Regions from separate parts of the Homo sapiens genome. Here region 2 is linked to region 1. A link is an interaction called in ENCODE POLR2A ChIA-PET data of the cell type or tissue named here. Cell type or tissue: OCI-LY7. All regions are shown on one strand. Links, peaks and the distances in the headings refer to the core of each region. The heading gives the core; the rest is flanking DNA.

What was found. Peaks named below come from ENCODE experiments on the same cell type or tissue, not always from the same donor. Only the 100,000 strongest peaks of a DNase experiment are listed, where the experiment ranks them.
Region 2: POLR2A ChIA-PET joins it to region 1 with 7 read pairs; 1 of 35 experiments calls an interaction of 5 or more read pairs at or near these places.

What each region holds. Positions count from the first base shown.
Region 1 is chr20:54,075,480-54,080,867 of GRCh38, forward strand. No RefSeq gene overlaps it. Among named protein-coding and RNA genes, the nearest start is that of BCAS1, 7.6 kb to the left of the region's middle. RefSeq lists a silencer at 4,226-4,285 and an enhancer at 5,251-5,388. In OCI-LY7, for the core only: no CTCF peak of the experiment used is centred there; a DNase peak (open chromatin) is centred at 3,042; H3K4me3 peaks cover 1,104 bases; H3K27ac peaks cover 773 bases.
Region 2 is chr20:53,068,123-53,073,510 of GRCh38, forward strand. The region is part of intron 1 of TSHZ2 (teashirt zinc finger homeobox 2); the gene reads left to right. Among named protein-coding and RNA genes, the nearest start is that of TSHZ2, 98 kb to the left of the region's middle. In OCI-LY7, for the core only: no CTCF peak of the experiment used is centred there; a DNase peak (open chromatin) is centred at 2,729; H3K4me3 peaks cover 399 bases.

The DNA.
Region 1 (5,388 bases), core at 103-5,102:
AACTCAGGGTCAGTCTTGGTTAGGAACCCAGGGTCTGGCATCACTCAGCCTGAGACAGAATTTTGGTTTCACAGTTGATTCACTGTGTGACCTTGAGGAGGTTGTTTGCCCTTTCTGTGCTTTCGTTTTATGACCTAAAAATGGTTCTATTGGCAGCACCCAAGTTATAGAGTTGGTGTGGGAATTAAATGAGATAATTCACAGAAAATGCTTAGCACAGTGCCTGGCACCCAGTATGCTTAATAAAATGACACAGTCACTAAGGATAGGGTTGGGATTTAAACACATAGCATCTGACCTCAGGACCTGCACTCTTAACAACTAAATTTACACATGCATATGTAATATATATGCACACACATGCATAAACATATCAACATAATTAAAGGAAAATAAAAAATAGTAACAAAACTCACAAATAATCTAGAAACCCCATGCAAACTGCATTGAATGTGGATTACTTGACCATGCATCTCTGTTTCAAATCTCTGATTCTTTAGGTCATATTTTAAAACTTACACAACATTTTGAGAACTACGTTGGATGCTTTCTCATGGAGAATGCATCCAGTGTAGTGCATGGAGAGAGTCTAATCCTCCTAATCTAGTTGAAGTGTGAGAATATCATGCAATAAACAGAACACAGTTTTGTATTCACCTCTATCCCTGTCCCTGGAGATAGGATGGGGGTTTACTGCTGTCATCGGCAAAGACCATACCTGCCATTTCCCCTGATTCAAACCATGTTCTCCATCATGATATGCTGTTTACTGACCTCTGTGAGGGGGCCAGTGATGAGCACAGTGGTTAAGAGAAGGCCTTGGAATTACACCCCAGTTTGAACTCTGGCTCATACTTCTGTGCTGTGCAAAATCAAGCATGTGCAAAATCAAGTTGTGCAAAATCTTCTTACTCTAAAATAGAAACAATAACATCTCTCCTGAGGATTGTTTTGAAGATAAAATGGCATGAGGAATGAAAACACCAAGCCCAGATGCTGACAAACACTAAGGGCTCAACCAGAAATACCGGTTATTACTGTAATTGGCTATCATTGAGTCTACAGAGATGTGTACAACCATGATGCAGCCATATATTCAGAGAGATTAATTTTCGTCACCACTATTGGGCACCCCTCTTTTTTTTTTTGAGACGGAGTCTTGCTCTGTCACCAAGCTGGAGTGCAGCGGTGCAATCTTGGCTCACTGTAACCTTTACCTCCCGGGTTCAAGCGATTCTCCTGCCTCAGCCTCCCGAGTAGCTGGGACTATAGGTGTGCACCACCACGCCCAGCTAATTTTTGTATTTTTAGTAGAGATGGGGTTTCACCATGTTGGCCAGAATGGTCTTGATCTCTTGACCTCGGGGCACCCTTCTTTTATTGCGAAAATTGTGTCTTATTTATATTTGTAACCTAAGTGCCTACCTGAATGCCAGCCCAACGTCAATGTTGCCTCAATGGCTCATGGCATGTTGAATACAATATGGTACCTGCCATATCAGTCTTAGGTTTAGATCTCAGCTCTGCTTCAGCTATGCCATGTGAATGTGGGCAAATTCCTTAAGCTCCCTGGAACTGTTTTCTCACTGCCAAATAGGGATGGGACGTTTAATGTATGGGAAATGTCTAGCACACAGCCTGGTACATAACTTGTGATGTACAGCAGCAGAAGGTAACTGCTGTTTTTCATCATTATTAGTATTATTGGAGTATAAAAAAAGTAATATAGAAAGGAAGAAGCCAAGGGTGGTGGTTGAGGCAGAGCAAGGTCTCCCCACCTCTGCACTACTGCCATGTGGGGCTGGATCTTCGGTGCTGTAGGGGCTGTCCTGTGCATCGTAGGGTGTTTGGAGCATTCCTGGTCTCTACCCATAGGTGCCAGGAGCATGTCTCCAGTTGCCATGAGAAAAGATGTCTCTGGACATTGCCAAATGACTCCTAGGGGGCAAAAGCTTTCCCGTTGAGAACCACTGGGGTAGAAGGATGGGTGAAAGTTTGGTAGCCACTTTGCAGGGGGTGCACTTCCTCTGGAAAGCTGAAAATTGGCAAGGATAGGAGGCTTGGAGTATGGATGATAGAAATTCCAGAGAGAGAAAAGAGGCAGGGAAATACATCATACGCTCTGGGATCAGCAGGTGCCCAGTAGTTGGAATATAGGATATTATTGCAATACTTAGTATTATTTTTATTGAGAATAAGGCTATGAATGTGGCCAGGGAAAGAGCTTGGGTATCATGCTAGGGGTCTGGGCTTTATCCTGAAGGGTCACCAAATATACTGACACTGTGAGGAATTTGGGGTAGTGTTGCTTGATAAAATAATGAAATTATGACACAGCTATAGCACGGATGAACCCTGAAGACACTATGCTAAGTGAAATGAATCAGACACAAAAAGAAAAATATTGTATAATTCCACTTATATGAGAAGACTTAAATTCATAGAGAAAGAAAATAGAATGTTGGTTGTCAGGGGCTGACAGAAGGGGAATGGGAACTTACTGTTTAACGGGTACAGAGTTTAGTTTGGGAAGATGAAAAAGTTCTGGAAATGGATAATAGTGATAGTTGCACAGTATTTAGAATGTGCCTAATACCACTAAGACGTATATTTAAAATGGTTAAAAAGATAAATTTTATGTTCCTTATATTCTATCACAATAAAAAATACAAGTCCAGTTAAATTTGAATTCCAGATTCAACAATAAATAATTTTTTTACTCTAAGTATGTCTCAAATACTGCATAAGCATAGCATAAGTATGTTTCATGTACAATATTGGACATACTTATACAAAAACAATTATTCATTATTGTTGAAATTCAAATATACTTGAAATTCAAATTTAACTGGGTGTGCTGTACTTGTATTTGGTAAATTTGCCATCCCTAAGTTGGGGGCATTGCTGAGGGTGGACTAGAGGGAAGGGAATGGTGGCAGGCAAGCCACAGAGGATGCATTTAGCCACAAGTAGCAGGAAACGTGATGGACAGCAGCTTAGACCAAAAGAGCATTTCCGGTTTAATTAACAGGAAATCCACAGGAAGGTGCTTCCGGGGCTGGTGCAGCCGCTCAACAGTGTCTTTGAAACTCAGGTTCTTTCTGATTTTCTCCTCTGCCAGACTCAGGTATTCATCTCATCAAAGCAAGAAGACCACCTCAGCTCTAGAACCACAGTCTCCCCCTAACTTCAGCTGCACGGAGCAGGGATAGACACAAAAGACCTTTCCTTCCCAGATATTGTTGAAAAAAAAAAAAAAAGAAAAGAAAGAAAGAAAAGAAAAAATAGAAACTTTTTTTTTCCTTCTGGGAGAAAAAGCTTTTGAGAAGGCCTCAGACAGAGTAATCGACTTCTCTTCATGCCTCACTTGTCAGAACTGGATCTCACCACTCCCATTCGCAAACCAGTCCCTGCAAAGGGTAGTAGGATTGCTGTAATTGGCTTAGGTCAGGAGTCAACAAACTTTTTCTGGAAAGATCCAGATAGCAAATATTTTAGGCTTTGTGGGCCAAATGGTCTCTGTTTCACACTACAATTCTGCCATTGTAGTGTGAAAGCAGTCAAAGGCAAAGTTTAAATGGATGTGGCTGTGTTTCAATAAAACTTTATTTAAAAAAATACAGGTGGTGACATAACAACTAAACTCTAAGAGTCTGGACAGAAGCCAGACAAAGAAAGCTGTGGAAAGAACATTGAACTTGGAGTCAGCCCCGCTCACCTGGTCTGAACTCTTGGCTTTGCCTTGTGTCCTCAAGTAACCTACTTCTCTCTGAACCTCAGATTCTTCAGCTGCAAAATGGGGATAATAATATTCACCTACTAAGGTTCTTGTGGGGGAAGTAGGCAATGGAAGTGAGTGTAAGGAGGGAAGAGTAGAAGGAGTCCAACAATAATCTGAGTTTTCTGAGCTCAAGAATGTCAATACAGGCAGGGCACAGTGGCTGACGCCTGTAATCCCAACCGAGGCGGGCAGATCACCTGAGGTCAAGAGTTCAAGACCAGCCTGGCCAACATGATGAAACCCTGTCTCTACTAAAAATACAAAAATTAGCCAGGAGTGGTGGCACACGCCTGTAATCCCAGCTACTCAGGAGGCTGAGGCAGGAGAATTGCTTGAACCCGGGAGGCGGAGGTTTCAGTGAGCCTAGATCGCGCCACTGCACTCCAGCCTGTGCGACAGAGCGAGACTCCATCTAAAAAAAAACCAAAAAACAAAAAAAATAAAAATAAAAAAAAAAGAAGTTCAGTGATAGGTTTCAGATTCCACACTGCAACCAACTTTGAGCAACTATCACTTGCCAGGTTTTGGTGGTGGTGTAGAAACTACCTGCAATTACCCAAAAAGGCTGTTCAAATACTTCTCCCTTTTCCAGCTACAGACCTGCAAGAGGCTGGAGTTGCTTTGTGTGCTTCAACCAAAACAACATATGGCAACAGACTGAATGCAGAAGCAGATACAAGAATCCAGCTGTCTTCTATTAAGGCAGACAGTAAAGAGACTTGCAAAAATGTAAAACTACCATTATTTTTGCCCTGTTGTGTTTTGGAACAAAACAAATAGTTTCGTTGAAAAATTTTTAGAAAAAAATCATTTTTCATAAAAATGTTATTTATGTTAAAATGGAAGGGATTTATTTCTTTGAGATGAAATTATATAAATTTTTAAAATTCTTAGTTTTAATTTTTAATGTGGTAAATAGGTATCGCTCAATCCACATAAAAATTCTTTGAGATCTTACATAATTTTTAACAGTGCAAAGTGTTCTGAGAACCAGACTTTGAAAACTGCTTTTTATTTTTTCATTACAAATTTATTATAAAACACACAGAGGATAAAATTTAAAATAATAATCTATAATCCTGTCACTAAGAAATATCCTCTTTTGGTATTTCTTTCCTTCCGTATCAATATCATACCTATATTACTCATTGTGAAATACTGTTTCGAAAGCCGGAATTTTTTTTTTCCATCATAGATGTCACAAATAAATTTAAAATAGGGGTTGAGGGGTTTAAGTACCTGAGATGAATTAACTCCCTGGCCATATTGGGTATTTAAGTGTTTGACACCTTCTGCTATTATAAACATGACAGATTTCCTAGACTTCTCCCTTAGAAGCATTTTCCAGATGTTAAAGTATTGGATCAAACGGTAGTCACATTTTAGAGGCATTTGATACATGTCGCCAAATTCCTGTTCAACTGGATGGTCTTCCGTGAGGCCAGGCTGGGTCTCCATAACTCAGAATTACATTTGGCACTTCCATGGATGGGTGAATGGATGGATGAATGGATGAACAAACGTGTGAAAGGGATGGTTTCTTTGTACCCACGTTAAAATTGGGTGTTAACAGTTAAATTATTTTGTATTTGCTTAATTTTAAAAAG
Region 2 (5,388 bases), core at 82-5,081, 1.0 Mb before region 1:
AAAGACGTCATCTTAAGCTGATTACACCTGCAAAGACCCTTCTTCTGAATAACGTCATATTCACGGGTACCAGGGGTTAGAACTTCAACTTTTCTTTTCAGGGGACACAGTTTAACCCATAACCCTGGGTTTATTCAGGTAAATTCCAACACTTTACCATCACCCACACCAGTCTATGGATCCCGAGTCCTGCTTGTCTCTTTGGCTTCAAGTTTTGTTGTTGTCCTTCTCATAATACTTTCATACTCCAAACTCCACTGGACTTCTCTGTTTTTTGAATTGCTGTGCCACTTCCCACTTTAGGAAATTTTTTTGCAAGCTATGCATTCTTCCTGAATTGTCTTCCTCTCCTTATTCCCTACTGCGTTACTTTTCTGGCAGAATCTGCCTTAAGCCCCCACACCGAGTCTAGTTGCTTTGCCATCTCCTATAGCTCTTCCATGGCACTGACCACACTTGGCAATCAAGAATGTATTTGTGTGACTATTTAAGTCATAACAATCACACCAGTGTAAGGTCCCAGCAAGGGGTCTCTGGCCAGAGTAGGTGCTTAATAAGTAATTATTAAATGAATAAGTATAAGATTTCATAAATGCTAAATTAGATTACAGTATGGTTGGTTAAGTCCCATAGGACACCCATATGACTTTTAATCTTAAGAAAAATGGTCCTTTTCATGCACTCTTTGGATTTTAGCACGCTGCAACTTAATTTTGGCTTTGCAGAGGAATCTATTAGAGATTTTCTGTTGTTTTTTTTTTCCATAAAGAACTGAGGCAATGACTGTGAGAACTGGATTTAGAAGTTGAACACCTAAGAACCCCGTTTTTCTTAAAATAAAAAAAAAGGTAGAATAGAAGAGAAAGGAAAGGAAAAGAAAAACAACTGTGTCGAGTGTTAGGTTTACAGTTCAGGGAAGCACCAGGAGCCATTTTATCTGATTTTGTTATTATTTAACCACTGCACAAACGAGAAGAGCCCATAATCCTCTGTGGAATAATGCATTAATCCTCATTAGTTGTCATTCAGTTGGGTCTGCTTTCTCTGCGCCATGTGAAATATGAAGAGATACCTTCCCAAGAAGGATAAATGTGTTATCTCATAGTTCACCTACTTTAGAATACCCAGTGGGCTGCACTGGAAGTATATGTTGTTTATCATTACTTGTAGGGGGCAAGATGGGCCCTACTGAAGACTGCTGGACCGTGAGTGATTTATGGTGCTTTTTACCCCTCCACCGTTGGGGGAGGTGTCCACATGGTTAGAATTCCATCTGTCCCGTATGCAGCCCCTTTAATTAATGATTTATCCTATTATCTTCCTTCCTGAAAGAAAAAAATATCGAGGTTTTACTTTATCGGTAAAACTACCATCTACCAAAACAGAATCATTATCTAAATCCGAGTGACAAACAAGTTGATGGGAGTATTCTGGGGAAGAGAAACCTAAGGGGAAACGGGTTAACAAAATCCCTTGTTTCCTGAGGGAAACATTAGGAGGTGTTCCCTAATCCTGCCTAGCAAAAGGTCAATGCTTTGATACACACACACACACACACACACACACACACACACACACACACACACACGCTCAAGTTTCCATATAACGAGAGGAAAAGCAAAGAGACGCCACTGGATGAGGGGAGCCATTAATACAGTGGGTTTGACAGTTGGATGCTTGAAAAAAAGATGACTTCTTATTAACATGCAATTGTCACCATGTTAATAATGAAATATTGATCTGTTCTTGCTTAATGAAAATCAGCTTATTCTAATTTACCCCTGGAAAGAGGACCACTTAGGGTCCCGTTCCAACATCTTTACACTATCCATCTATGTATTGTTTATAGCTAGATTTATTTTTTAGTATGCACCTCTGAGCCAGGGAGGGGAGAAGGGAATAATGAATGTCAGGTAAACCAAAATTATTTGTCTTTTCTTCTTTTGTTGAAATTCAGTCATCTTATTTAGCAAGAAAAACTTCATGAAAGACCTTAGAACAACATTACAGGGTATTCATGATTTTATGATTAAATGATTACAATCTTTTCCAATAAAAATACTGTTATATAAGAAATGTGAACCTTAGAAAATCACTAGCACTCCTCATCTAAAGCTTGATTTACAGCTATTTATAACCATATATGCATTACAGTAAGGACTGAGAGAATCCACAAGATTTATCAGTCTTACTCATGGAGAACAATTTTACACAGAGAAACCCTGTCTAATAGCCTATCTTAATTAGCTGCCAATTTTGTGAACTATTTCTGTTTTATAGTCACAGTTTTTCTACTCATTTATTTACCTGCGCTTTCGAAATTATCTGTGAAGCAATCTCTTTCGGATAATAGGGAAAGGAGCCAGTGACTGTGACCCTCTAAAAATGTAGATCATTTTTATTTACAATTTAAAATGTAAATGCTTTGGGGTCAGGCCTCTGCGAAAAGAGTAATTCACAAGTCAATACATTACTCCTTCACACTTAAACATTGATTACCAAGAGGCACATACAGTGATGTGTGTGTGTATGAATGTGTGTGTATGTGTGTGTGTATTTACCAATGTAGTGGCTTTTATTGTTTCTGTTAGGTGTTGTTGCAGAGAGGTTCACATAAACATTTATATAGGTTTCAGAAAACGGTTGTTACTGAGGAAGAGCCTTTTTCTGTTTACACAAATTCAGAACAAAGAAACATTGCTACAGCTTCCGGTAATTGACATGTGGGCGTGTTCTTCAAGTCACTGACTGGAAGAAGTGAGTGTCTGAGATTTATTTTTGACAGGACTTAAATTACTGGTAGTCTGACACATTTTTGAACAATTACTAGACACTGAGGTGTTTAAAGTAATGGGTACTATTTGTTTGAGGGATGGGGAAGTTTCAAAACCGTTAGAACGAAACAATTTTCCATTTGATTAGTAAGATGCTAACACTCACATTTATATTACTAAATAGCACATACATAAATGACTCCTCGAGTGAGAATTTTTTCTCAGAATAAAAGTTGTACTTTAAAAAATATCCCCCCCATTTGGTGAACTGGTGAATCATGGAGTTCAAGAGAGGAATGAGCCTCTGTGCTCACTGTCAGCTTTCTCCCCTCTAGTTCTTTAGATCAGTCCCTGAAGTATACAGAGACGGGAGCATTGTCCTGCTTTGTTTCAAATGTCTTAGAAACTAGGGCTTAATGTTCATTAATTAGTGACTATCTTTCAGGAGCTTCTAAACATTGTTGAACCAGCCATCTGAACTCCGACTGCTAAATTAAAATTCACATTTCATGAGCTGCTAGTGTCCCCAAAAGATAAAGCAACTACAGCTGCCATAATTGGCAACACACTGACGTTTTAAGTTACCCAAAGAGTCAAAGCAGTCATTTTTCTTCCTCCTTCTTTCCTGTTCATGGGTCTGATGAAGATAAAGGATTGCAAAGTCTCTGTCCTCTTCTTTTCTATTTACTATGGCTTAAAAAGCCAGGCCAATTTTGGGGGAAGGGTCTATCTCACGGACCTACGTGTTCTTGCTTGTAGTTCTTAAAGCTGTGGGTCGGGAGAACCCAGAGCTGACTTCTGTGACCCATCACAGGTGACATGGGTTTTATTGCTTATCCAAGATCTTTTTCCTCTCCCCTGCATCCAGGGACGTCCGTGAAGTCATGTCCCCTGAATACCCCTGGAGAGTAGTACTGTGTGTATCTGTCTATAAAAATCTCTTTTGCTTGTTTTATTGGAGACACTGAGGGCTTTGGATTGTCGTTGTCTCAACCAGGAATGATCCTGTACTGCCCCAGCTCCCCAACCCAGGCCGGCATTTTGCAATTTGCAGAGTCATTTTTGGTTGTCAAAACAGATGGGAGCTTTTACTGTCAGCTTGTGGGGTAGAGACCAGAGATGCTGCTAAACATCCCGTAATGCACAGGGCAGCCCCACAGCAGAGAATCACCTGGCCCCAAATGTCAGTCGCGCGGAGGCTGGGGAACCCCGGTGGAATATTCTGTGCTATGCTGTAGTAGCTGGGGTTTGTTTTCCTAACCAACAAATCCAAACAGAAAAGCATCGGGGATGCTAAGCTGGGTTGGAGCAGAAGTAGTTTGGGAAATTCTTTTGTTTCTATGACATTAAGGACTTTTTTTAAAGGGATGCATCCCATGTTTTTGGCTTCTTTAAGGCAACATGGTATACAAATACAAGTGCAAAGAGTATCTTCAGGGTATACCACAAAATCATAATAATCCAGCAATATCAATTACCACTTGGGGGAAAGGGGTCCTACTATGTTTCTCTCTTAGAAATAATAAAAATATTCATTGACTGAATGCTCACAGCTGCTCTGCAGCCCTGCTTCTGTCCCTTTTCATTTGTAAGCTTGGAAAATAAAATTGTCCTTCCTAGTCTCCTCATTCCTCATTGCAACATGAAAGGGGTGAATCTAAATAATGTCTTGTTTCCATTCTATTTGTAAGAGCCCATAAAATTGATAAACTACTTATAGATTTTAATTAATATGATTAAAAATAACTGATTTGGCTTCATTTTCTCCTTCTCATTTGGGTGTTTTGACACCATCCCTAGAAGGTTTTCCAAGACTCCTCTGAGAAGTCCATTTTTGGAACCTAGAAAGTATGGGAATAGAGTCTGTGAGACTGGACATTTCCTTACTGTTTACTGGGGGGTCGAGGCAGGTAAATTCACTAGAATGGGATCAACCATTAGCCTTGAAAACAATAAAGGCATATACTTCTGCCCATCCATCCATCAATCCATTCATTCAATCCTCCATTCCTTCATCCATCCATTCATCCCTTAATCCATTCATCCATCCCTCCGTTCCTTCATCCATCTATCCCTCCATCCATCCCTCCCTTCATCCATCCCTCCCTCCATCCATCCCTCCCTCCATCCATCCCTTCCTCCATCCATTCCTCCTTAATCCATTCATCCATCCCTCCATTCCTTTATTCATCTATCCCTCCTTCCATCCATCCCTCCATTCATCCATTCCTCCATCCATCCCTTAATCCATTCATCCATCCCTCCATTCCTTCATCCATCTATCCCTCCATCCATCCCTCCCTCCATCCATTTATCCCTTAATCCATTCATCTGTCCCTCCATTCCTTCCTTCATCTATCCTTCCATCCATCCATCCCTCCATTCATCCATCCATCCCTTCATCCATCCATCCATCCATCCATCCCTTAATCCATTCATCCATCCCTCCATTCCTTCATCTGTCCCTCCCTCCCTCCCTCCATCCATTCATCATTTAATCCATTCATCCATCCCTCCATTCCTTCATTCATCTATCCCTCCATCCATCCATCCATTCATCCATTTCTCTATTCTTCCATTTACACATATGGATAGAGACACATCTGAAATATAA